3 separate regions of the Homo sapiens genome follow, and all the other regions are linked to region 1. Evidence: chromatin loops called from intact Hi-C (ENCODE). Cell type or tissue: ascending aorta. All regions are shown on one strand. Region 1 has its middle 11 kb from the start of TRAF1. Region 2 holds the start of GSN-AS1 (GSN antisense RNA 1). Region 3 has its middle 20 kb from the start of MEGF9.

Region 1 (8,000 bases):
GAGATTTTCTTGACAAGAAGGAACAACCACATGAAGGTCCAGGCTGGTGCGTGTAAAGACCCAGGGGTCCAGGGAACAGCGAGAAGGCTGACGTGGCTGGATCGAAGAAAGCAAGTGATGGACAATGAGGTCAGAGAAGTGAGAGGGGCCAGATCACTGGGATTTTGTAAGAACTGGTGAGATGTTTGGATTCTATGCAGTTGAGAGTATTAAGCAAAAGGGCATGAGACCAGGTTGTAGATGAGAACAGAGTCAGGGGAGACCAGTGAGGAGCTGGTGCCATTGTCATGTGACAGGTAACAGTAGCTTCAACTAGAAAGGAAGAAATGGAGATGAAGAGACAGGGATGAATTCAGGATAGTTTTGGAAGTGGTGCTGAGAGGATTTGCTGAAGGAATCAGGGTGGGGTAATGAATGCAGAGGAGTCAAGGATTACTCACGGATTCCTGGCTTGCACTGCTGCAGATGCCATTTACACAGCTGGAGAAGACAGGAGAAGGTACACATTTAGGAAAACAAGGAAAGAAGATGTTATGGGTTGAACACTACGTCACTCAAAAAGATATGTTGAAATTCAAATCTACAGTACCTCAGAGTAGGACCTGATTTGGAAATAAGTTTGTTGCATGTGTAATTAGCTAAGGTAAGATGAAGTCACACTGGAATAGGGTGGCTCTTAATCTAAAATGACAGGTGTCCTTATGAGAAGAGGGAAATGTAGACACAGGGATACGCAGAGAAAACCTCACGTGAAGATGCAGACACTGGGAGAGGACGGTCGCATGCAGACAGAGGTAGAAATTGGAGTAATGCATGTACAAACCAAGGAAGGCAAAGAACCACTGCTGTCACCTGAAGCCAGGAGAGAGGCACGGGACGGGTCCGCCCTCAGAGCCGGCCAGAAGAAACCAACCCTGCCGAAACTGCTTTCAGACTTCTAACCTCCAGCCCCGTGTGAGAATACATCTCTGTTGTTTCAAGCCACCCAGTTTGTGGCACTTTGTTACCCAGTGCTCACAAGCAAATACAGAAGAGAAGAAGGATTTCTGTCAGGGCTTTGTTATGTTTAAGAAGCCTTTTAGACATTCTTGTGGAGATATCAAGTAGGAATTAGCCTAGAATTACTATGAATCTAGAATTATGGTATATAAAGCAATACCACTGTAATTTATTGAAGTACTTTGTGTGATATAAAAAACCTGACATATAAATTAATAGTTCGAAAGGGGGAAATTGTAATTATTACTCATAATTACATGTAAATGACAGAATGCATATTCCATGAAATATTATGCAGCCTCTAAAAAGAATCATTTTAAAGACTAGGTAGGAGCATGAAAAATGCTTATGATCATCACAAAGGCAGTGATTGCCACTTTGTAATAACTGCCTACGAATGGGAAGCAGATGTCAAACTTTATGGATTCAAATCATAGCTTCAGCTCTTCTGAGTGCCCTGAGATACACAGCATGTCAGTATCCTGTGCATTATGTGTGTTCCCTGTATTTGCAGCACCAGGGTAAATGAACACAAGGCTGAATTGCAAAGTGCTGAGATGATAAAGTAAAGAAGTAATCGGAGTAGACATAGAATTAAGCAAGGATAACTTCCTGGAAGCACATGGCCTGGGACAGGAAGCTTATCATGGGCCAGACATAGTGCCAGCATCAAGGGTACACTCAGGACAAGCCCCTGTAAGTCCTTCTCTGGAAACACATCTGTGCTGGAGCTCCTGCCACCCACAGCCTTCTCATTGATTTCTTATCATGGCCTTCTATCCCACTGTGAGCTCCTGGCGGACAGGGGCTGTATCTTGTTCTTCTCTGTATCCTAAGCACAAGACCTGACACTTGGTAGGTATAAATTAATGACAATTAATAGAACATCAGAACCATAATTTTACTGTCTTTGTTTACAAGAACTTGCAACAAAGGCACGTTAATACTGAGTCCCTCAACCTGTGAACATGAGAATACCGAGCAATTAAGGGTTTAAAGCCTGAAGCACAGCTGATCTTTCAGGTAATGGTTAAGTGCCTTTATCTGAGGTAAGCCCAAGCTTTTAGTTGCTTTGGAAGATGTGATAGAGGCAAACAACACCAATTAGAAAAATATAATGGAAGGAGAGATCCCATTTTACAAAAGCAAATATAATTGCTAAATTAAGTAAGTAGGACTCCCTGTGCATACTCATAAGTCAACTTTGTTTTGCCTTCCAGCTCCCTATAAAGATTTATTCAAAGGGAAGGGAGAGATATCCTTTCTCTATCCTTTAAGGAAAACTCAAGCATCTTATGACTGTTGTGATCACTCTTAGGAACTAAAAAGTCCTATGATCACTTCAGTCACCAAACAACTCTATTCATAAATTTGATGTTCAGTCCCATACAAAAGCAAAATTCTCAACTTGATTTAAAATACAATCTTCTCTCCCAAACAGGGCTTGCTGCAGGTTTGGGACCCCTATAGCTGGGAATAGTGTCACGGGCAGCTGCTTCTTTCCCTGGAGTTTCCTTCTCAGCTTACTAAGGCTGTTTAGTGTGGCTGCTTCTTTCTTTAAGATTGTAATAAATTTAAAATGCGTAACATAAGATTTACCATCTTAACTACTCCCAAGTGCACAGTTCAGTAGTGTTGAGTATATTCACATTGCTGTGCAAGCTGTGACTTCTGACCTCTCCAGCACTAGAGGGATTGGTAGGGAGGAAAGGTAGAAGAAAGGGGAGCAGAAGAGCTTACTTGACCAGTACTGCCATAAGATGGCTTTCAAGGGCTTTAAAGCAGACTCGGACTCTTTCATGGGCATGTCCATGGGCTTTTTAGACACTCCCCCAATCTCTCTCTCTCTTTTTATTTTTGAGAAGAAGTCTTGCTCTGTCACCCAGGCTAGAGTGCAATGGCATGATCTTGGCTCACTGCAACCTTCACCTCCCAGGTTCAAGTGATTCTTATGCCTCAGCATCCTGAGTAGCTGGGATTACAGGCGTGCACCACCATGCCAGGATAATTTTTGTATTTTTAGTAGAGATGGGGTTTCACCATGTTGGCCAGGCTGATCTTGAACTCCTGACCTCAAGTGATCCACCCGTTTTGGCCTCCCAAAGTGCTGGGATTACAAGTGTGAGCCACTGTGCTGGGCCACTCCCCCAGTCTCTAAAGACCTTTCACCATTCCACGTTCATTGCACCACACTGTATCCCATCGTTCACTCCTTCTGCCGCCGTAGGAATCCAGCAATGTGTTCAGTTTGTCACCCTCCCCCACTGGACAAAACTAAGAGGCCTTTCACATCAGCTTCCTTGTGCATGGCCTGCTTCTAGTCCATGGGAACAGCGTTCTTTGCCCACACCAACTTTAGGAATTGAGGCTGATCTGAGCAGAGCCACCTCTCCTTTGTCTTGTTTGTCTAAAATGGTGCCCATATCTCATTGTTAAGATTTCTTGGGTGGCTGGTATATGCTATCATGAGACAAAGCTCACCATGTTTCCCCTTCTCAAACTACCATTGACATTATTATGTGCATGCATACACACACACACACACACACACACACACACACACACACACTCATACCCATATAGGAGAATCCAAGATGAATCCAACACTGTTTCTTAAGGGATTCAGTCTATTAGGGGAACTACAACATGTGCCCATGAGACAAGTACAAGGCAGGTTCATTTCTGCTGCATGCAGTGGAGAAGGCTCCATGGAGAAGATGGCCTCTAAGCTGGGTCTGGAAGAATGACTAAGGTTTGGATACACTGAAATGAAGTTATTTCTGAGAGGAGAAGTAATGTAAGCAAACACCCAGCAGTGGGACTCAAGGGAGGTGCAGACAGAGACCCTTAAGCAGTTTGCTTATATGAGACAAGTGGAAGATAAGGCCAAGCCAGACCAAAAACAAACAAGATAAAGGGTTTGGATGTTTTCCTGCAGGAACTGAGACATTTTGAAAGTTTCTGGACAGCGCTGCAGGATGGAGGATGGATTAGGGAGGGTAGTGACTAACTCTTGGTGAAATGTAGGGTCCCATTAAGAAGAAAAACAAAACAAAAACCTTTCAGGACCTGCTTTCTTTCCCAGAAAAAACCCTGCCCTTTGGAGCCTCTCATGCGTTTGGTTGATAAAGGCATTTGATCCTGTTTTTTACTGTTAAGGGGCCTTGGCACAGCTGCCAGTCCCAGGAGCCTATTCCCAGCTCTGAGTCCTGGTGGGGCTGCTTGACCCATTCCCCTGTGTCCCCTAAAGACTGTGTCCCCCAAAGATTGCTCTCTGGTAGTGTACAAGGAGAAAGGCTTGCCTTTCTGGGCAGCCAGGCCAAGGAACCCTGGCCTCTGATGAGTCCAGCCACAAAGGCTCCACCCTGGGCCCCACTGAACTCAGACCTGCAGCCAAATGGAAAAAATCCAGGAGGCTACGAAGCCAAGAAAAAGAAGATTTGGATTCAAATCCTAGCTCTTCCCCTTCCCTTTCTGACCTTGAGAGACCTCACTGAGCCTCTATGTCTTAATCTGTAAAATGGAAACAAAAGCAACTACCCTACAGGTTTATTTGCCAAGATGAAATGACAGAGATTCATAAGTATACCTTGCACATAGCAGCCATTCAATAAATATTCCTCGCACCTCTTCCCCCAAAATCTCTCTGTGTCTCCATTTCCTCACTTATTAAATGTGATGGAGACCCAAGAATAAAGTTGAATGAGGTGATTTTCCCAAACCTCTGTCATCTGCCCCACACAGAGGCCCTTGGGAGAGCAGAGGGCCTTCATCTGAGCTCTTGAAGCTATTTATTCTTTTATTTTCAAAAACGTAAAAAAAAATCACAAAAGATCCCTTGCTAGTAATAACACTGGCACACACTTGCAATGGGCCAGTATCCTCTAACCTCTCCTCACTACCACCATCTGACTTAGGTTCCCATCTGTAAAGCAGCCTGGGGCAGGTCCCATCTGCAACTGCCCACAAGGTTGGGAGGACAGTGCCCGGCAGAGGGCGCTCCGAGTGTAACCTCCTAGCCAAGGCCCTGGGGGAAGGCAACAGGCCAAGGAAAATTCTGGTGGAAAAAATGAAGAAAGGATTCCAGGTTTATGAGTCTCAGACTTTGAAAAACAAAACTGCTGAGTTGTCTCCTGAGTTAGGAAAAAGAACACCACAGCCGCCTCGAGATTTCCAGGAAACTATTTCTGAAGGCTTTGGGCAAGGCTGGCAGGGGGCTGGCAGGGGAAACTTGGGCTGCCCCAGCTTAGGGTCCAATGCCCTGGCGGGTGGGAGATGGAGGTGGGTGGTGTGCATGTGGGAACGTCAGTGTGCATGTGTTCTTCAGCATGGTGGGGCTATGTGGGTTTACATGTGCCCTGTCTGTACACGTTTGTATGAGCCTGTGGGTACAATCCCACCAGTACGTATTGAGCACCTTCTGTGCTCTGCTGGGCATAGTGCCAGGTGATGGGATGCACCAGCAAATGAAACACAGTCTCTAAATTCATAAAGCTTAGTTTAGAGAAGGATGCAAAGTAACTGGCAATTTTAATTCAGAGTGCAGGCATCTGGGTGGTGGTTTGTGCAGCGGTTCAGAACACTGGCTTTGTGGTCAGGCAGCCTAGATTTTGACATGATCTTAGAGATCTTTCTGACATTCAGTCTCCTTAGGTGGAAAGTGCAAATATTAAAACCACATCCCGGGAGATACTATGTGTGTGTCAATGTCCAATGAAGGTCTCTATTATGTGTGTGCAGGGTCCACATCTGGATGAACAATGTGAACAGCCCGGGTGAGTTACATGTGGGCACGTTCACACATCTGCTTTTGTTGTGTTTATGGAGTGCCAGGCTCTACCAGAGGTCACAAATAGTGGCCCACAGACACAGTTCATAGGGATGCTCATTTGGTTTGGGTTTATTTTTTGGCTTATAGGGTGTTCTAAAAATCAAGTCGTTTCACATAAAAATCCAGATTTCCAACTTCTTTTGAAATCTTGGGTAAGCCAGCCATCCTGCGAGCATGTGCGTGTGTATGCCTGCCTGCCACAGTCTCTGCTTCCTGATAGATACGTCCTTCCCAGGGGCACCCTCCCCCTTGGCCAGTGTCCAGGGCTGTCCTTGGAGGGGTTCCAAGACTGCTCAGGAGAGCTGGTGTGTAGACATGTTCCCTGTGAAAGGAGAAGCAGGACTGAGCAGGAGCTGGTGCCAGGGCCCCAGGGCTCCCCAAGCAGTTCCAGTTTCAGCAATCACAGGGGCCAGAGAGAGCCATGGGCCCTACCCACAGCTCTCTGGCTGTGCAGCTGGGCACTGGTTACAGAAGATAGTAACCAAGGATGGCAGTAGACAGAATGGCTTTTCTTATCTATTTGATTTTGCATTTTAAAATGTTACAAGTGCACATCTGAAATGATTAAGACAATGATCTCCAGAAAGTGTTGCTAGATATATATGCTAGAATTATTTTTAAAATTTACAAAAAGATTGTAGGCTCATGCCTATAATCCCAGCACTTTGGGAGGCCAAAGCAGGAGGATCACTAAAGCCCAGGAGTTTGAGACCAGCCTGGGTAACATAGTGAGACCCTGTTTCTAAAAAAAAAAAAAAATTTGTTTTTAATTAGCCAGGCGTGGTGGTGCATGCCTGTAGTCCCAGTTGCTTGGGAGGGTGTGGTGGGAGGATCACTTGAGCCCAGGAGGTGGAGGCTACAGTGAGCCATGATCACAACACTGGATAAAGGAGTGAGACTCTATCTCAAACAAAAAAAAATTGCAAAAAGGCTAATGGTAGAAGCTAAACACATATTTGTTAAATACATCTGGGTAACCCACAGGTGTGAAAGGTAGGGTTAATATTTCCTAGTATCCCAGAATCCTCTTATGAAGGCAAAGAAGTCCCTCTTAATATATCATTACTGGGCCCCCACTGTGTACAAGATGCAGGCTAGGCACAAAGGAGCCTACAGAGATGTCTGTGCCCTGCTTCTTGGCCCTCAGGAAACTCAGTCTTGTGGAGACATATCCAAGGAGAAACGAATGCAGGAATAAAAGGACAGAGTTATTACTAAGATGTCTTGAGACAATAGGGCATCAGAATACAGAGGAAGAGGCTTCTGGACCTTGGACTGACTGTGCAAGTTCATTTCTCTCTCTGGGCCCCCATTTCCCCTTTTGTAAGACAAGGAGTTCAGAAGAGATGAGCAAACATCAACTCCACTTTCACAACCCTCCCGACCCCCAGCTTGTGCATTCTTTGAGAGAGTGAGAGCTGCACCCTGGTTCTTAGCCTCTTGCTCCTGCTACATATTCTTGCTCCCAAGCCTTGGCTTGTGCTGGGAATTTGCCTGGCTTGAGCTCTGAAAGAAATCCATCAGAGGAGGTTTTTCACATAGCTTCCCTTAAAAAAAAAAAACGCACAAAATGTTTGGAGTCCAAAAAGACCATGCCTCTAGTGGAAGCTTCCAGCACCCGTTATAGGGGTTCCTGGTACCACCCCAAGTACAGGTGGGGAGAACAGCCCCTCAACAGATGGGAGAATGTGCCTCTTCCCCAGGACCAGGGCTTGAATGATTAAAGTTTAAAGAATTAAATGGTTCATGCTGAAGGATTCCCCTGAAGTCATTCTCCCACTTTGCAGGTAAGAAAAATAAGGTTCAAGGATGGGAGGAACTTTCCGCCACAGTCCTCCAACATCAAAGCAAATCTTCTGATTTCTGAGTAACAGCTTTCCCCACTCCTTGATTTTTCTCTCTCAGGCTGAGTCCTCAAGATAGAGTGAGATGGGAACCTTCATACTGTATCCTTCCTCAGCCAGATGTTAACAGCTGTTGAGTTCGAACACTGCGTTATTCTTGTGCTGTACTAGCCAGTGGCCAGGGAACCCAAGCCTCCCAAAGGTGAGTGTGAAGAAAGAGCAATAATTCCGTAGCCCGGAAAAAGGCCCTGGGGCAGCATGTCCACCTTTAGGAGTGTCTTTGTTTCCAGAGTCCATGAAAGAAGGAATTGTCACACAGCAAAACC
Region 2 (8,000 bases), 350 kb before region 1:
TTGCGGTGAGCCGAGATCGCGCCACTGCACTCCAGCCTGGGTGACAGAGCAAGACTCCAACTCAAAAAAAAAAAAAAAAAAAAGTCCAGTGGGGAGACATATCAGAGAATAGTTGTCCCTCCCTATCCACGCGGGATCAGTTGGTTCCAGGACCTCCCTCAGATACCAAAATCTGCAGATGCTGTACACCAATATATAAAATGGCATAGTACAGTATTTGCATACAACCTACATATATTCTCCCATGTATTAAACTTTAAATCTCTCTAGATTACTTATAAAACCTAATACAATGTAAATGCTATTTACATAGTTGTTATACTGTAGTTGTTACATAAAAATGTAAATGTAAATTTCTATGTAACAATAAACTATGTAAATAGTTGTTACACTGCACTGTTTTTAAAATTTGTATTATTTTTACTTTTTTTAATTTTTATTTTTTTTTAATATTTCTGATCTGTGGTTGGTTGAATCCACGAATGAGGATATGGAGGGTGCAAGGTAGCAGATACGTGGAATGAACAAGTGTAGAGAGCTTGTGCCTGTAATCCCAGCACTTTGGGAGGCTGAGGAGGGAGGATCACTTGAGCCCCAGAGTTCAAGACCAACCTGGACAATGTCGTGAGACCCTGTCTCTCTCTATATTAAAAATAACAAAAATAAAAATTTAAAAATAAAAAAGAGCACTAATGTGCAACATGAGGACTATAGGGAATAAGTTGTACTGTATTTTGGGATTCATGCTAAATGAGCAGATTTTATTAGTGCAGTGCAAAAGTATTGCAGTTTTCGTCATTGAAAGTAATGGCAAAAATTGCAATTACTTTTGTGCCAGCTGAGATGATGAATATGTTCATTTGCTGCACTATAGTAACCTTTTTACTATCTAAATGTATTCATAACATCGCGTTATATACCTTAAGTATATACAATAACTTGTATTTTTTAAAAGAGAAAAACTCCACATAGCATGATTAGAGATTCTTCACAATTTATCTAAAACTTTTGACTACAATAGAACCATCAGAGATTCAAAGATATTTTTATTGCTACTCATCCTTTTAACTCTAATAGGTTTTATTTAAAATACTTTCCCCTCCTTTAACCCAAACAGAGGTATAGTACTGGAATGCTTTTCTTCCTTCCCCAGCTTAGAGGATAATCATAGCCAGCCGGAAGATTTAAACAAGATCCAGCACCTAAAATACAGTCCCTGGCACGAAGCTGGGCTCCCGTGTGGGTGCTGCCTTCTGTCCCCGGGTGTGCTTTAGGCCTCACCTCCATCCAGGCACCTGCCCAATCACCAGCACTATCCTTCAAGTGCCTGTCCATGTGGGAGTTTCTAGAACCCTCTGGGATACCCTTGGAGGCAGGACCCAACCACGGTCATCCCACCAAGACAGTACATAAAGGCTGAGACCAGAGCAGAGACCAAGCTCATCTCCTCTCCACTTTATACCCACTTCTCACCCCCACACTCCAGCCACTGTCCTGGTTTGGTGTCCCCATCTTTTCCCTGGGATCATAACATCAGCTCCCTCACTCCCTTAAACTCTCTCTGCACTGGGCCTGTCACTCATACAGATTGCATCATCCCTTCTGCAGACCTCGGTGCAGACAGAAAGAAGTCAGGACTCCTGAGTTCGGTCCTCTGTGATATGGGGCCCACAAGCCCTTGCAGTCTCATTGCCCACTAACCCCCCAACAACATCCCCTGTGCCATCACCTCTATACAACCTCACCTGCCTGCCTCCGGGAGACCAAGGTCTAGCCTTGGCTCTGCCTCCCTGTGTGACCTTAGGCAAGTTCTTTGCCTCTCTGGGCCTGTCTCCTCACCGGGCTACTGGGGCTTTATGCAAATGAGACAAGATGAGGTAGTGAGTGCCAGGTGCCAAGAGGCTCAAGAAATGTTAGCCTGCAATCCACGGCCTCCTCTTCCGCACATCCAACCCCTCCTACAGCAGCTGTTAGCAATCTACTTCCTCAACCTTAACAGCAGCAGGTTCTCTCTCTCCTAAGCTCTGGAATGCAGACGTGCTCACAGCCAGCACCAGCAGGCAGGGAGGGGAGCGGAGGGAGGACAGCTTAGAGGAAAATTACCCGGCTTTCACCCCAGCCAACACTGGTGCTCACAGCTATCTCAGAGAGAGGGGATCTGGGGGCCTGGCAAACCCTTCCTGAGCCGTGGGCTTGGCCCCAAGCTTTGACCCTTGTCTGAGCTGATGGGATGGCGGGGGGTTACTCTGGCCACCACTCCGCTGGGCCCCTCCCACTCTTTGGCATCCAAAGAGACAGGGAGGAGGAGGGAGAAAAAAAGAAAAAAAAGAAAAAAAAAACAGACTGCCTTTGTGAGGAGGAGGAACTTGGTTCCTGCTGTTGCTTGCTGGGGCCCCAGGCACCAACATAATGGAGGATCCCTGATGACAAAGGGTCCCACTGTGGCCAAGAGCCTGCCCAGTTGCCATAGCTCAAGTCTCAAATCCTAAGTACCATGTCTCTGCATCATAGAGTTTGTCATGCCCAGTGTCACATACCCTGTGACTGTGCCACGTAGCAGGCCCTGCGTTCCTCTTGCTTTGTCCTGTGTGTCTCCCTTTAGCGGCATCCCATGCCTCTTACCCCTGGGTCATGCTTCATGCACCATGTGATGTCTGTTTTGTGACAGACTCTATACCATGTACTATCTCTTGAATGCCGTGTCCATGATACCAGGTCCCACCCCTTAGAAGTATGTGCCATAAACCTTGTCCTGGATCTATGAATTGTGTTGTCCCTTGCTTGGTGATTCACATCAGGAAGGGGACAGGATGATGTTTAGGGAGGACAGGCTCTCAGATGGACTCCCAGCCCTATCAACTATCATCTATGTGAGCCTGTAAAAGTGACTTCCCGTCTCAGTGCCCGTTTCTTCAGTTATAAAATGAAACTGATACTCACATTCACCGAGGATTAAAGTAGGTAATGCATGTAAGATGCTTAATCTAAGAAGCTGGCACAGAGTGAGTGCTTTAAAATGTTTGCTAGGCCTGTGCCAACCGTACCTGGGCATCTGTGTTATGTCCTGTGCCCTGCGTACCAGCCTCCCACGTGCCCAGCTCCTCGGGTGCGTCAGACACTGTGCACATTAGTGAAATTCAAACAACCCCCTACAAGGAGGGTAGGATTATTCCCTCTCATACAGAGGAGTAATGGAAGGGCAATAATTTGCATGAGGTCACAGGGCCAGCTGGAATGAACACAGCTCTGGATCTTCGGAGAGACAGAAAGCAGGCCAGGTGAGGTGGCTCATGCCTATAATCCCAGCACTTTGGAAGGCTGAGGCGGGAGGAATCCATTGAGTTCAGGAGTTCAAGATCAGCCTGGGCATCACCACAAGTCCCCATCTCTACAAAAAATACAAAAATTAGCCAGGCATGATGGTGTGTGCCTGTGGTCCCACCTACTCGGGAGGCTGAGGTGGGAGGATCGCTTGAGCCCAGGAAGTTGAGGCTGCAGTGAGCAGAGATCACGCCACTGCACTCCAGCCTGGGTGACAAAAAATACAACAATAAAACAACAAAGAGACAGAAAGCAGATGCGTGGTCAGCTATGGGGTGTGCATAGAGATGGACGTAAGCAAGCATGAGGGATCCTTTTGGGGATGATGAAAATCTTCTCAACTGGATTGTGATGATGGTTGCATAACTCTGTAAATGTACTAAACATTATTGAATTGAGTGAATTATGTGTATGTAAATTATATGTAAATTTACTCCAATAAATCATGTAAATTATATTTCAATAAAGCTGTTTTTAAAAAAAAAAGAAAAAAAAAGCCCACACGCTTCCTGTGTACTATTCTGCCAAAGCATTCTGCAAGAGAAGGGCGCTCCCTGTGGGTCAGTGAAGTTCAATCAGAGGCCGAGCTGCTCTGAGGCCCAGCTGGGAGCCAGTTTGAGCCGAGCAGTTCCCTAACACCTCTGTGGACCAGGTGTGCAGCAGGATCACCCAAGGAGCTCAGGAAACAATAGATTCCCAGGCCCCACCCCTAGCCTCTGAGTCTGTAGGTCTAGGGTGGGGCCCGGGAACCTCTGATTCTGAGGCTCAGCCAGGACTGGGCCCACATCTTCCTTTCACATTTGGGGAAACTGAGGCTAGGCAGGAGAGGGGCCTGGTCAGACCTAGTTGATCAAACAGTGGGAGAGCCAGGGCTAGAATTAGAGCCCTTTCCTCTTCTCGTCTCTCCATTCCCTCCGCCTCCCTCCCACTCCTCCCCCTGTCCTCAGCCTCCCGGTGACTCAGGGCTGAGTCACCCAGAGGCCCCACAGAGGAAACTTCTTAGGAAAAACAATCGCCAAACAAAGCTTTCCCTGATCTGGGGAAGAGAATAGGCCCAGGGGGCCAAGAGAGGGAGGGGAGGGAGAACACAGGGTGGAGTCGGAGGCTCCAAGACTTGGAGTCTCAGCCACTCCCTTGTGTGGGGCCCTAGATAGGGACGTCCCCGGAATGAACGTCCCCATCTGCAAATAACACCTCCTATGCTCATAGAAGCCCATTGTGATGATAAGTACTTTATAAGCATTGTCTTGTTGAATCCTCCCCAAAACCCATGGCTGGCATTGTCTCCTTTTATAGACGGAGGAACAAAAGCTCAGAGAGGTTCAGCCCAAGGTTACACCATTAGGAATTCAGGGCTGTCTGACTCTGAAGTCCGAAGTCTGACTCTCACTTCTACACACCTTTAAAAAATACCTACTGTACACAGTGGCATGAAGATCAGCTCTCATCAGACAGGTAAGGAGAATGATGGCCACAGTGGCTGTTCAATCACAAATTGTCTCCTTTCTTTCTCTGACTTCCCGGCCCAGAGGGCACACAAACAGGAACACCAATAGTCATTCAAGCAGTTGTGGGCCCTGGGAGCACAAAGGAGGGAGCACCCATGGCCCAACAGAGCCACGGAGGAGGGGCATTGGGGCAGAGCCTTGGAGGATAAATGGAGTTTCCCTTTTGGGAAGGTGGGAACAACAGACGCAAAGGCTTGGGGGTGTGGCCTGCACAAGGAAGCGTAAACAGTTTGGAGAAGCATGGCTGGGGTTGAGACAGTGGATACCTCGGGGAGAAGGGGTCTGACTGCTACGGAGTCCTGGCCTGACCGGACACACTGAGGATTTTTAAGCAGGGAGAGAATAGAATTGGAACTGGTTTCATCTCTGCAGGGGGCCTGGCTGGTGTTGAACTAGGAGTCAGGAGCGGGACTTTCCCTCGGGTCTCCCTGGCGTCCCTCCTCTGAGCTGGCTTCGGGGACCACCCCAGATCCCGTGCTACTCACCCATGGGTCAGAATTGCCCCTGAGGGCTTCTTCCTCGGCCATCGCGAGGCTGGGGGGAGCTATGTGGGCCTCTCCTGACACAGGCCAACCTAATCATCTCAGCCTATAAATAGGACTCAGGATTAGTCTGGAAATAGCTGTGCCAAGCCAACTCCGCAGGCATCACAGGCACACACAGTTCCGGAAATGGTTCTTCTCCTCAACACAATTAAAACCCAACACTTCCTCAGGAAACTATTGTTCACACTCCACTTTGCTTCCTTAAGCACAAGGCCGTCAATTTTGGGGGGAAGAACCTGCCTGCCTACTGCTGATTAGTGGGGGTATGCTTTGTGGAGAGGAGGCCCTTTTCCTGCTTCTCCCTCTCTGAGGACCTGAAGGAGTCACTACCATTCTCTGGGCCCCAGTTTCCCCAAAGGTAAATTAGGGAGGTGGGACATGATGCCATTTTTAACTTACCAGGATTTCAAAAATTAGAATTGTAATAAACATGTGAGCAGGGAGAAATGAACAGGTTCAGGGCCTGCCACTGAGGAGCTGAGTGGCCTTGGATGAGCCACTGTTCCTCTCTGGGCCCCAGATTCCTCAGCTGTAAAATAAAGGTGCTGGGGGATGATGTCCAAGATTAATAATTTTTTTTTAATTTCATTTTTTTGTTTAGTATTTTTGAGAACCCAGCCACCTGGCCATGCTGTACCAGCCTTGTGCTGAGTGCTGGGGATAAAGGAACAAATAAAACCCAGTCCAGGCTTCTGTGTGCCCAGCCCTGTGCCGGGTCCCAGTGGGTAACAGCATGTCCAATCCCCTCAGTGTCCCACTAGAGGCTTCCTTTGGGGCTGCTGGGGACATCTTGTTTCTAGTTGAGAATTCAGATTTATGTCCAAAGACAAGAACTCCCTGAGGGGCAGATTACAACATGGACTGGGCCATTACAATCAACAAGGACACAAAGCTAACACAGCCATCGTTATACACCAGACATGTGCTAAGGACTTGATTTCCCCATTGTTTAATCATCACCAACTCCATTATCACCCCCATTTCACAGATGTGGAAACTGAGGCTGAGAAGAGTAAGGGACTTGTCCAAGGGCACAGAGCAAGTCAGGGCTACGGTGATGTTTCAGGCCCAGACCTGTTTGCCTCTGGAGCCCAGGGTTTAACACACCCCAGTGCTGCTGTGAAAGGGCTCTGGACAGCTCAGGCTGGCCGGCCAATTCGGGGATAACCGAACAGAGGTATGGAACAGAAAGGGGCGTTGAGGATGTTGCTGTGTGTGTGCGGTGGGGGGAGTGACAAGGCTTCAGCAATGGTACTCATTCTCTCCAACCAGCTCCCAGTGCTGCTGTCCTCTGATCCACCCTCCGCTCTGCCTGCCATGGACTAATTGTTCTGAAATCCCATGGATCAAGTCACTCCTCAGCTGAGGACCTGTCCATGGCTCCCTGGTACCCAGAGGATAGAAACCCAGCATTCAAAACCTCTCTAACCAGCTCCCCACCTCAACCCTCACACTCCTGCTCACTAGCCCCCAGGCGCAGTGGGCTCTTCCAGCGGCCAAGCCTGTGCCTACGGTGCCTTCTTGCCTGGAATGCCCAACTCCCCCTTCTCAGCCTTCTTTGACTCTCAAGTAAGGAAAAGCACTCTTTGTCTCCCTGAGCCCCTTGGCACTTATCACAGAGCACTCTGGGCGTTAACTTCCACTGTCTCCGTCTTGGATTAGAGTGGATCTCAGAGGGCCCGGTGGTGTCTGCTTCACCTCCCTCTCCACTGCAGCAGCTTAGCAAGGACTGGCCGGGTAAACTAAAAAATGCAAAGAGCTGAGAGAATCCTGGGAAAGTGCACATTTCCCAGGACTGCCCAATGACAAGCCCCGTACCAAGGCACAGCATCAGGATACCCTGATGTGGAAGAACCAAAAATTGCACCCTCATGGCTTATCAGGATGGTCCTTGTGTCTGTCCCTTTCAAGGGTTCTGATAATGAAATCTGGGCAAGTCACCCTCCTGCTTTAAAACTTCCAATGGTTCCCAGAGGTCTAGCATAAAATCCAAACTCAAGGGCCCACATAACCTAGGTGCTGCCTGGCCCCCAGGCCCTCCTCTTGCCACGCCCCCCTCCCTGGCCAGCCTCCCTCACTTCTTTCAGTTCCTCAAGGACTCCCCCTCACTAAAGCCTTACCCAGGTCGCCTCTCTGCCTAGGGGGCTCCTCCATTCCCTGCTCACTCAGCCACCTCCCTCTCCCTCTTCAGGTCTCACTTTTTAGGGGAGGCTTCCCTGATCTGTCCAGATAAGACCTCACCACTCCCACCCAATCCCAAACGCTCCCATAACCTGATCGTTTCCTTCACAGCAAGAATTAATCTTCAGTGTAAATAATGATCTACTGAAGACCTATGAGGAATGGGAAAGTCTTGTTTTTTGCTGATTCTTCAACACCCAGCTCAGAGCCTAAATATCTCTCAAATGAATGAATATATGAATGAATGAATGAATGAATGAATGAATGAATGAACCTATATACATAAATCAAGACAAGAAGGTGGGCAGAATCCTAGGGAACACTGAGGCAGGAAAAGCAGGGCCCTGGGCCAGGCGTCATGGCTCACACCTGTAATCCCAGCACTTTGGGAGGCCAAGGCAGGCAGATCACTTGAGGTCAGGACTTTGAGACCAGCCTGGCCAAC
Region 3 (8,000 bases), 200 kb after region 1:
ACTTGGGTCCACAATTCTCGTCACCATTATACAGCCTAGCTATGACCCACTCCCTGGGGACCTAGGGAGTCAGGACCTTCAAAATCTAGGGAAGGCAACAGTGACTTCAGCTTCCCCTCGTCACGTGGGAGGGGAGCCTTCCTTTCTCCTGAGCGGGCCCTCTCCTAGAACCCACAGTAGTTGTAGGGTGGCAGTGATCCCCAGCCTGCTCCTTAGTGAGGAAGCCTGGATTCTGTTCCTCCTTGTGACATGGCAGAGACAGGAATTTCAAGGCCAGAGGGCATGGATGTGCTTCCCAGCCCTACTTCTTACTATCGCGAGAACCAGTGTGGGCAAGGGATGCCATTTTGCATTTTGTCATGGTTTTTCCTCCACTTAAGATCACCATTTGCAATTCACTTGTTGCTATATTGCCTTCATAGTTATCATTTTAGTAATTGTACATTATTTAATTGAACAATAGAATTTACTTAAAGAGCTCCTTGTTGTGGACTCTTTAAGTAGTTCCCAATTTTGTGTTACTACAAAAATTGCTGCAATTAGTATATTTTGCAATACAACTTTTTGCTTCTGTTGGATAATTCCCTCAGGAAATGGGGTAAGTTTTGACTATCTCTTAGACTAGAAGGATGTTGTGGTAACAATATCTTTCTTTGCTTAGCAAACAATGAAGAAGACCAGAACTATCCTTCAGTAAGAAGTGCTTAACTAAACTATGCTACCTCTAATTAATGGAATACAAGGCAACTACTTAAAGAAATTAGGATTACTTTATAATAGCCAAAAATGGAAGCAATTTAGATGCTCATCAGCTAATAGATAAATAAAATATGGTATTATATCCATACAGTGGAATATTACTCAGCCATAAAAAGGAATGAGGTACATACTACAACATGGATGAATCTTGAAAACATTACGCTACATAAAATAAATTAGACACAGAAGGCCACATATAATATGATTCCATTTGTATGAAATGTGTAGAATAGGCAAATCCATAGAGATGGAAAATAAGATAAGCAGTCCTTGGGGGCAGGGGAAGGGGGCAATGGGGCATGATTACTAACAGATACAGGGTTTCTTTTTGGGATGATGAAATTGTCCTGAATTAGGTAATAGTGATGATTGCAAGAAAGACCTCATGAATATGCTAAAAACCACTGACTTGTACACTTTAAAAGGGTGAGCTTTAATACTGTAATAATACTGTAAAATTCTCAATTTTTAAAAAAGAGAAGGGTTGGGCACAGTAGCTCACGCCTGTAATCCCAGCACTTTGGGAGGCCAAGGCAGGCAGATCACCTGAGGTCAGTAGTTCGAGACCAGCCCGGCCAACATGGGGAAACCCCGTCTCTACTAAAAATACAAAAATTAGCTGGGCATGGTGGCAGGTGCCGGTAATCCCAGCTACTCCGGAGGCTGAGGCTGAAGAACCGCTTGAACCTGGGAGGCGAAAGTTGCAGTGAGCTGAGATTGTGCCATTGGGCTCCAGCCTGGGTGACAAGAGCAAAACTCCGTCTCCAAAAAAAAAAAAAGAGAGAAAGATCTAAATGTATTCACATGTTGTATTATTCATTGAAAAAAGCAAAGTACAGAATAACATCTATCCTATGCCATTTTTGTGAAAGTCTTTTTTTGATATTTCATGGTCGAGATTGTGGGGCTTCTTCCAGAATATGTCAGTCTTGCCTTCACTCTGCCATAAGTTCAGGCAAGAAAGCAGCTCCTTTCTCTAAAGAATAGATAGCACCTGCCATGCACCAGGTACTGTGATAATGTATAACAATTTCTGTGTAATGTATAATTATTCCCATTTTTCAGATGGCAAAACTGAAAGATAAGAGAGATGAGTGACTTGCCAAGTTTACACAGCAAGGACAGGAATGAAAACTCAAGCCTGTCTAACTCCAGAGAAGGAAGAGCGTGGGCTCTTGGAATCTGATTCTCAGCTTTGTTTGTTCCCTGTGGATTGTCAGGCCATGGGCCTGGAGGCTGCTCCATTTCAGGAAGCGTAGCTAACAAGAATGCTGGTTTATGAATTTACACGGAGAGGTTGTTCATGGTCCTTTATTTGAGAATAGTAGTAAGTGGACGTCAGAGAGTCATCTTGCCCCAGGGGTACGCCCCTGTATTTTGATGGGAATATTTCAGTAGCTCCTAACTGGTCCACTCATGTTGCCTGGATGTTCCATGCTCCTTCACAAAGCTGTCCTTGCTAAGTTGCTAACTAGAAAACCCTTCCTGCCTACCAGCTAGTCAACAAACTCCTACTTCCCCATCAAAACCCAGCTAATATGTCCCTTCTGTTTTCTTTTCAACAACACCATTTATAGATCCTCCAACTGAGCCTTTTTAATAACACTAGTAATGTTATCATTTATTGAGCTCCCATTATCTGCTAGGCAATTTTAAGTATTGATATACTTGTACCTTTTAATGTTCATGGTAATTATGCAATACAAGTATAACTATTTACATTTCTTCCAGATGAGGAAACAACCTCGAGATGTTAGGAAATTTGCCCAAAGTCTCACAACCAGGACATGAAGAAACAGAACTTTCTGACTCCAAAGTTCATACTCTCCCCCTTACACCACATCCCCTTTTCCTTGCACCATTCACTTTGAATTGCAAATACTGCTTGTCACTTGTCACCATCTTCACCCTTGCCCCACAAGCCCTGGCAGGCAGGTGGTGGCTCTGATTTCAGGACTGCCACCCCATTGTCCAGTACAAGGCCTGCTCTCAAGTGGCCAATCCTAAAAGTTGCATAGCAGTGAATTGTTTCATTTACAGGAACACACCTTGGAAAATAAAAGCAATGTGTTCATTCTTTCCCTGCAGATGGGATAGGCCCACTCTCTCCCCCGAAGAGGTGATAAGGGGGCAGGTCTTGTCTCCTTGAGGACTTGCAGATGTTTCCTGAGGCCCTGAGAGCATTTCTGCTTCTGACCTGCCTTGGCTGCCACTGCCAGTTAATGTGAGCTGCTGGGAAAGCCAGCTTCATGGCTCTGCTGCGTGTGGATGCCAACCACTGACTCCAGCCAGCTCTCCTGGAAACTGCCCTGAAATATTAAGGCTAGTAGGGGCCCACCAAGGATGGAGGCTGCATCACCAGCTTGCTGGATTCTCACTGAAGCCCAGCAGGATTTTCATTGCAGAAACTAAGCTTGTTAAGACCTCAAGCTTGGCAGTCAGCTCTAGCTTTGAAAATCTCCTCTACCACTTACTAAATCTGTGGTCTCTGGGCAAGTTTCTCAGCCTTTCTTAGCCTCAGTTCCTTCATCCATAACAGGAAGTAATTGCCTTCTTTTCTAGGTTGTTGATAAAAAGAGATAATGCACATAAAACCCTTCCCATTGAGCCCAGCACAGTGCCTGCATACAACAACTGCACCAAAAGTGATGATAATAATGATCATTGTTATGCAACTATCCATGGCAAATTTTTTCTTGTTTGCAGCTAAGAATCTTGATATGGCTAATATTATTAGTTGGGGGAGCAGAATAGTTTCTTTGGAAGGACAAGTCATTTGGGCTAGATGAGTAGTTTTCCCTAGTCCAGGACCAGTCCTGCCTGAGAAAGTGATCTCCCACCTTTGGGTGTAAACATATGCTGTTCTAGATCCCAATTCCTGGAGTAACCCTGGGAAGGCAGAGGCCTGGTCAAAACAAGACCCGTACTTTCCTGAATGCCAGGAAGCAATTACTTCTGTATCCCAACCACCTAACTCTAGACAGAGCAATTAGCAATTATTAAAATAATTTATTATTTTTTGAAGAAAGTGAATGATAATTTTATAGTGAACAATGTTTAAAAGTTAGAAAGTATTTTCTTAGGGATTATGATACTTACATTACTTAAGCACACAAATACCCACAAAAAAGAACATGGACTTTATTTAAATTTTACATAACTATTTCTTGAACTCTTCCAGTTTTCATCAACAGGGCTGCAGGGAGAAACTGATTGATTTGTGCAGTTTGGGTTTCCAATATTTTCCCTGGACATTCTTTCATATATACTTTTCTATATTTTGACGAATTTCATTTTGTCATTTTTAAGCTTATCATAGTATTCTTTCAAATGGGGGCCAAAGTTTGCTCATCCACCTGTCATTTGGGACCTGGGTAGGCCCCACTTTATGTAATCATGCATAATACTAGCAACCTTTATTTAAAAAAAGATTTATTTATTTACTTATTTTTTGAGACAGTCTCACTCTGTTGCCCAGGCTGGAGTGCAATGGCATCATCTTGGCTCACTACAACCTCTGCCTCCTGGGTTCAAGCAATTTTCCTGCCTCAGCCTTCCGAGTAGGTGGGATTACAGGTGTCCGCCACCACACGTGGCTAAATTTTGTATTTTTAGCAGAGACAGGGTTTTGCCATGTTGGCCAGGCTGGTCTCAAACTCCTGACCTCAGGTGATCTACCCACCTCAGCCTCCCAAAGTGCAGGGATTACAGGCGTGAGCTACCGCTCCTGGCCTGAAACAAGATTTAAAAACAATTTTGGAAATACATCCTTAGGACGAATCACTTAGATGTGGACTTGGGAGCCAAAGGATAGGAATAGATTTTTCTGCTTTTGTTACTAAAGGTTGGATTATCCTGAAGATAGAGAAAACCAGCTCACAGAGATCCTCCATGCACTCACTTCTGGTCTGAAATAGGAAAGAAATACAGAAGCAATGCCAATGAGATGACAAGGCACTCTTTGCAGAGCCAGGCAGCATTTGCTGGAAGGGGCTGGACTTTTCTTTTCCATGGGAACGTTCTCAGCTGATATCCCAGTCCTCTGGCTGTCAGTTTATTCAGGGCTACTCCACCCCCGCCTCAACTGCCTTTGCAGGAATTGCACAGTGGTAGTTGACACAGAGCCGGACGCACTCTAGAACCTCCCATGAATTCCAGAGAGTCAAATGCCTGTGGTGGGCAGGAATAAATGTTCTACTTGAACAAGGTGACATGGCCTGGGAGAGGGAGAACCACACCGACCAGGCAGGGCCCCGCCATCAACCTGCTGATGCAACAGGTACCCCCTCCCCACCTGGATGGCAGATTTCTTAATTTACACAACTATAGATGCATTTATTTGGCTTAGGAATTTGATTCCTTTTTTTTTTTTATACAGTTTCACTCTGTCACCCAGGCTGGAGTGCAGTGGCGCCATCTTGGCTCACTGCAACCTCCGCCTCCTGGGTTCAAGCAATTCTAGTGCCTCAACCTCCTGAGTAGCTGGGACTACAGGTGCGCACCACCATGCCCAGCTAATCTTTGTATTTTTAGTAGAGAAAGGGTTTTACCGTATTGGCTAGGTTGGTCTTGACCTCCTGACCTCAAGTGATCTACTGGCCTCGACCTCCCAAAGTGTTGGGATTACAGGCGGGAGCCACTGCACCCAGCCAGGACTTTGACTCTTGATAAAATACAGGACTCCTGGGAGAGGGTACAGTACCATTTATATCCCAGAGTGAACTATTTTACCAAAGCTGACTCTGAGAACAGGCCTGGTTGGGGAAGGAGGTGAAGAGACCCCATGAAGATCCTGAAAGCAAGGCCGGGTGCGGTGGCTCACGCCTGTAATCCCAGCACTTTGGGTGGCCAAGGTAGGCAGATCACTTGAGGTCAGGAGTTCAAGACCAGCCTGGCCAACATGGTGAAACCCCATCTCTACTAAAAATACAAAAATTAGCCAGGTGTGGTGGCACAAGACTGTAGTCCCAGCTACTCAAGAGGCTGAGGCAGGAGGATCACTTGAACCCAGGAGGCGAAGGCTGCAGTGATCCGAGATCACACCACTGCGTACTCTAGCCTGGGACGCCATGAGAGTTTTTATTAAAAAAGGAAAGAAGAGAGAGAAGAGAAGAGAAGATCAGTTCCTGAAAGCAAGAAAAGGAGGCCCGTGAAGGAGGTGAAGCTCATGGTCTAGCCTTCTATAGTTCACAAAAACTCTTAAGATGTAGGCTTCCTTCTCTAGTTGCCTCTGCCCCAGGGGGCTCCTTGAGAAGAACACTGTGCTTTGGGGGAGCAGCAGACAAGCCCCCCTGAGGTCATCTGGCTTAGAAACAAACCTGGGATGGGTGTTTCCTGTTGGATTGGAGAACTGACTGAGCTGCAGTTACAGTGGAGTTGCCCCAGTGGGCATCTGGCCTTCACAGTTAGCACCATGATGATGCTGTGATTTCTGCTTTGCTGTGGCTCTGTTTCTCTGGAAGCGGAATCATCACCATGATTTAACCTTTAGCCCAGCTCAGCGCACTAGACTGTGGCTCAGACCAAAACTTCCTTTCAGATTTTCTCTCTCTCATTTGCTATATTCTACCCATTCCAGCTTTTTTCTCCCTCTCAAACACATACGAAGCTTGTGTCTGTCTATGAGACTTTGCATTTACCATTCTGTCTCCCTGGTCTTCCCCAGCCTGCCTCCTCGTTCTCATTCAGGCCTCAGCTCAATGTGTACCTTCTCCCAGATGGCTTCCTTGACCATGCTTGTGAAAGTGACATGCCACCCCGGAGTCATTTTCTATCCCATTATTAGTCTGTGTTTTCTTCTTAGCACTGTCATTTTCTGAAATTATCTGATTTATTTAGGTACCCATATACTCTCTGGCTCCCTAACCAGAACATAAACTCCATGAGAACAGCAACAGAGCCTTTCTGTTCTCTGCTAAGAGCTGAGAATAGTGCTGGCACATACAGGGGATCCATCCAAGGATCACAGGCAGAGCCGTCCTTGCTTTTCCTCATTTGGCTTTAGAGTTTTTCTCCTAAGTGGTATACAGATATTGGCTTGGCAGGGAACAGAGCCAGGCAGCCAGTCCTGCATGCAGACCAGGGTTCCCGCCTAATTTAGCAGCTTCACAAGGGGTGTGGCCTGGGCTCCAGGGATCTGAGCTGGACCCAGTAGACAGAAGTTCACAGAGATGGGCTTTAGTGTAATAGCAAAAGGACTTGAGAACAGAGCTGACAGGAGACAGAATGGGAACGCCGATGCTTAACTGCACCAGTTCCATGCCCATCCATCCCCCTGTGGTCCACTCGCCACCCTCTGCTTCTGTGCAGCCTGCCCACACACCTGCAAGCTCACTGAGCTCATTGGTCACTGGAACTGCTTCCCAGCACAGAGGGTGGGGATTCGGCATCACTGGGGGAACTAAATTGGATGGTCTCTGTGGGCCATTTCATCTCCTATTTCAGGGGCTTGGCTGAGAGCAGTTTATTTCTAATCCTGAGGACTGCAGGGCCTCCAGGGAGGAGAGGGTGACAGACTGGGTTAAGCTGTTAATGGTGCTCTGGGGTTAAAGCTCAATGACCCACAGTGCCAGTGCACTGATTAGTGACCACATCCGCCCACCTGCTGTTTGCTTAGCAGGGAGAGCTGCTCTTCTGAATCAGGAATGCAGCACCAAGAAGAAATATGCATTCCAGGCCTGGTTCTGCTGCCAAGTTATCATGTGAGCTTGAATGAGTCCTTTCCTGCTCTGAGCCTTGGTGTGTCTTCCTGGAAGAATGTTTGGATTAGACCTAGATGCTTTTTTTTTTTTTTTTTTTAGATGGAGTTTCGCTCTTGTTGCCCAGGCTGGAGTGCAATGGCACGATCTTGGCTCACTGCAACCTCTGCCTCCTGGGTTCAAGCGATTCTGCTGCCTCAGCCTTCCAAGTAGCTGGGATTACAGGCATGTGCCACCACGCCCAGCTAATTTTGTATTTTTAGTAGAGATGGGGTTTCTCCATGTTGGTCAGGCTGGTCTCGAACTCCTGACCTCAGGTGATCTGCCCGCCTTGGCCTCCCAATGTGCTGGGATTACAGGCGTGAGCCACCATGCGTGGCCTGACCTAGGTGCTTTTTAAGGCCATCTCTTCTAACTCTAACGTTCTAGGATTAACTGGTGAACCTCACACATGAAAAAAGTTCCATCCATGGCAAGAGCTCATGCCCAGGCTCCAATTCTTCAGCAGATCCTCTTTCTTAGCTGACAGCCTGGAATGGAACC

What was found. Peaks named below come from ENCODE experiments on the same cell type or tissue, not always from the same donor. Only the 100,000 strongest peaks of a DNase experiment are listed, where the experiment ranks them.
Region 2: it touches region 1 in a loop (2.4-fold over the local background); 2 of 110 quality-filtered maps call a loop at or near these places.
Region 3: a loop joins it to region 1, with 1.8 times the contacts of the local background. A loop is called at or near these places in 5 of 110 quality-filtered maps.

Annotation. Positions count from the first base shown.
Region 1 is chr9:120,933,690-120,941,689 of GRCh38, reverse strand. No RefSeq gene overlaps it. Among named protein-coding and RNA genes, the nearest start is that of TRAF1, 11 kb to the right of the region's middle. In ascending aorta, a CTCF peak has its summit at 4,977 (motif pointing right); DNase peaks (open chromatin) are centred at 4,346, 4,999, 6,099 and 7,259; H3K4me3 peaks cover 836 bases; H3K27ac peaks cover 7,209 bases.
Region 2 is chr9:121,283,500-121,291,499 of GRCh38, reverse strand. The region is part of intron 2 of GSN (gelsolin); the gene reads right to left. It overlaps GSN-AS1 (GSN antisense RNA 1), which reads left to right and starts at 5,970. Exons shown (of 1, transcript NR_103560.1): 1 at 5,970-8,000. RefSeq lists a silencer at 3,795-4,089 and enhancers at 4,229-5,428, 6,243-6,743. In ascending aorta, a CTCF peak has its summit at 3,928; DNase peaks (open chromatin) are centred at 1,949, 4,309, 4,995, 5,399 and 4 weaker places; H3K4me3 peaks cover 4,536 bases; H3K27ac peaks cover 8,000 bases.
Region 3 is chr9:120,730,189-120,738,188 of GRCh38, reverse strand. No RefSeq gene overlaps it. Among named protein-coding and RNA genes, the nearest start is that of MEGF9, 20 kb to the right of the region's middle. In ascending aorta, no CTCF peak of the experiment used is centred here; DNase peaks (open chromatin) are centred at 2,619, 4,828, 6,842, 7,398 and 1 weaker place; H3K27ac peaks cover 6,126 bases.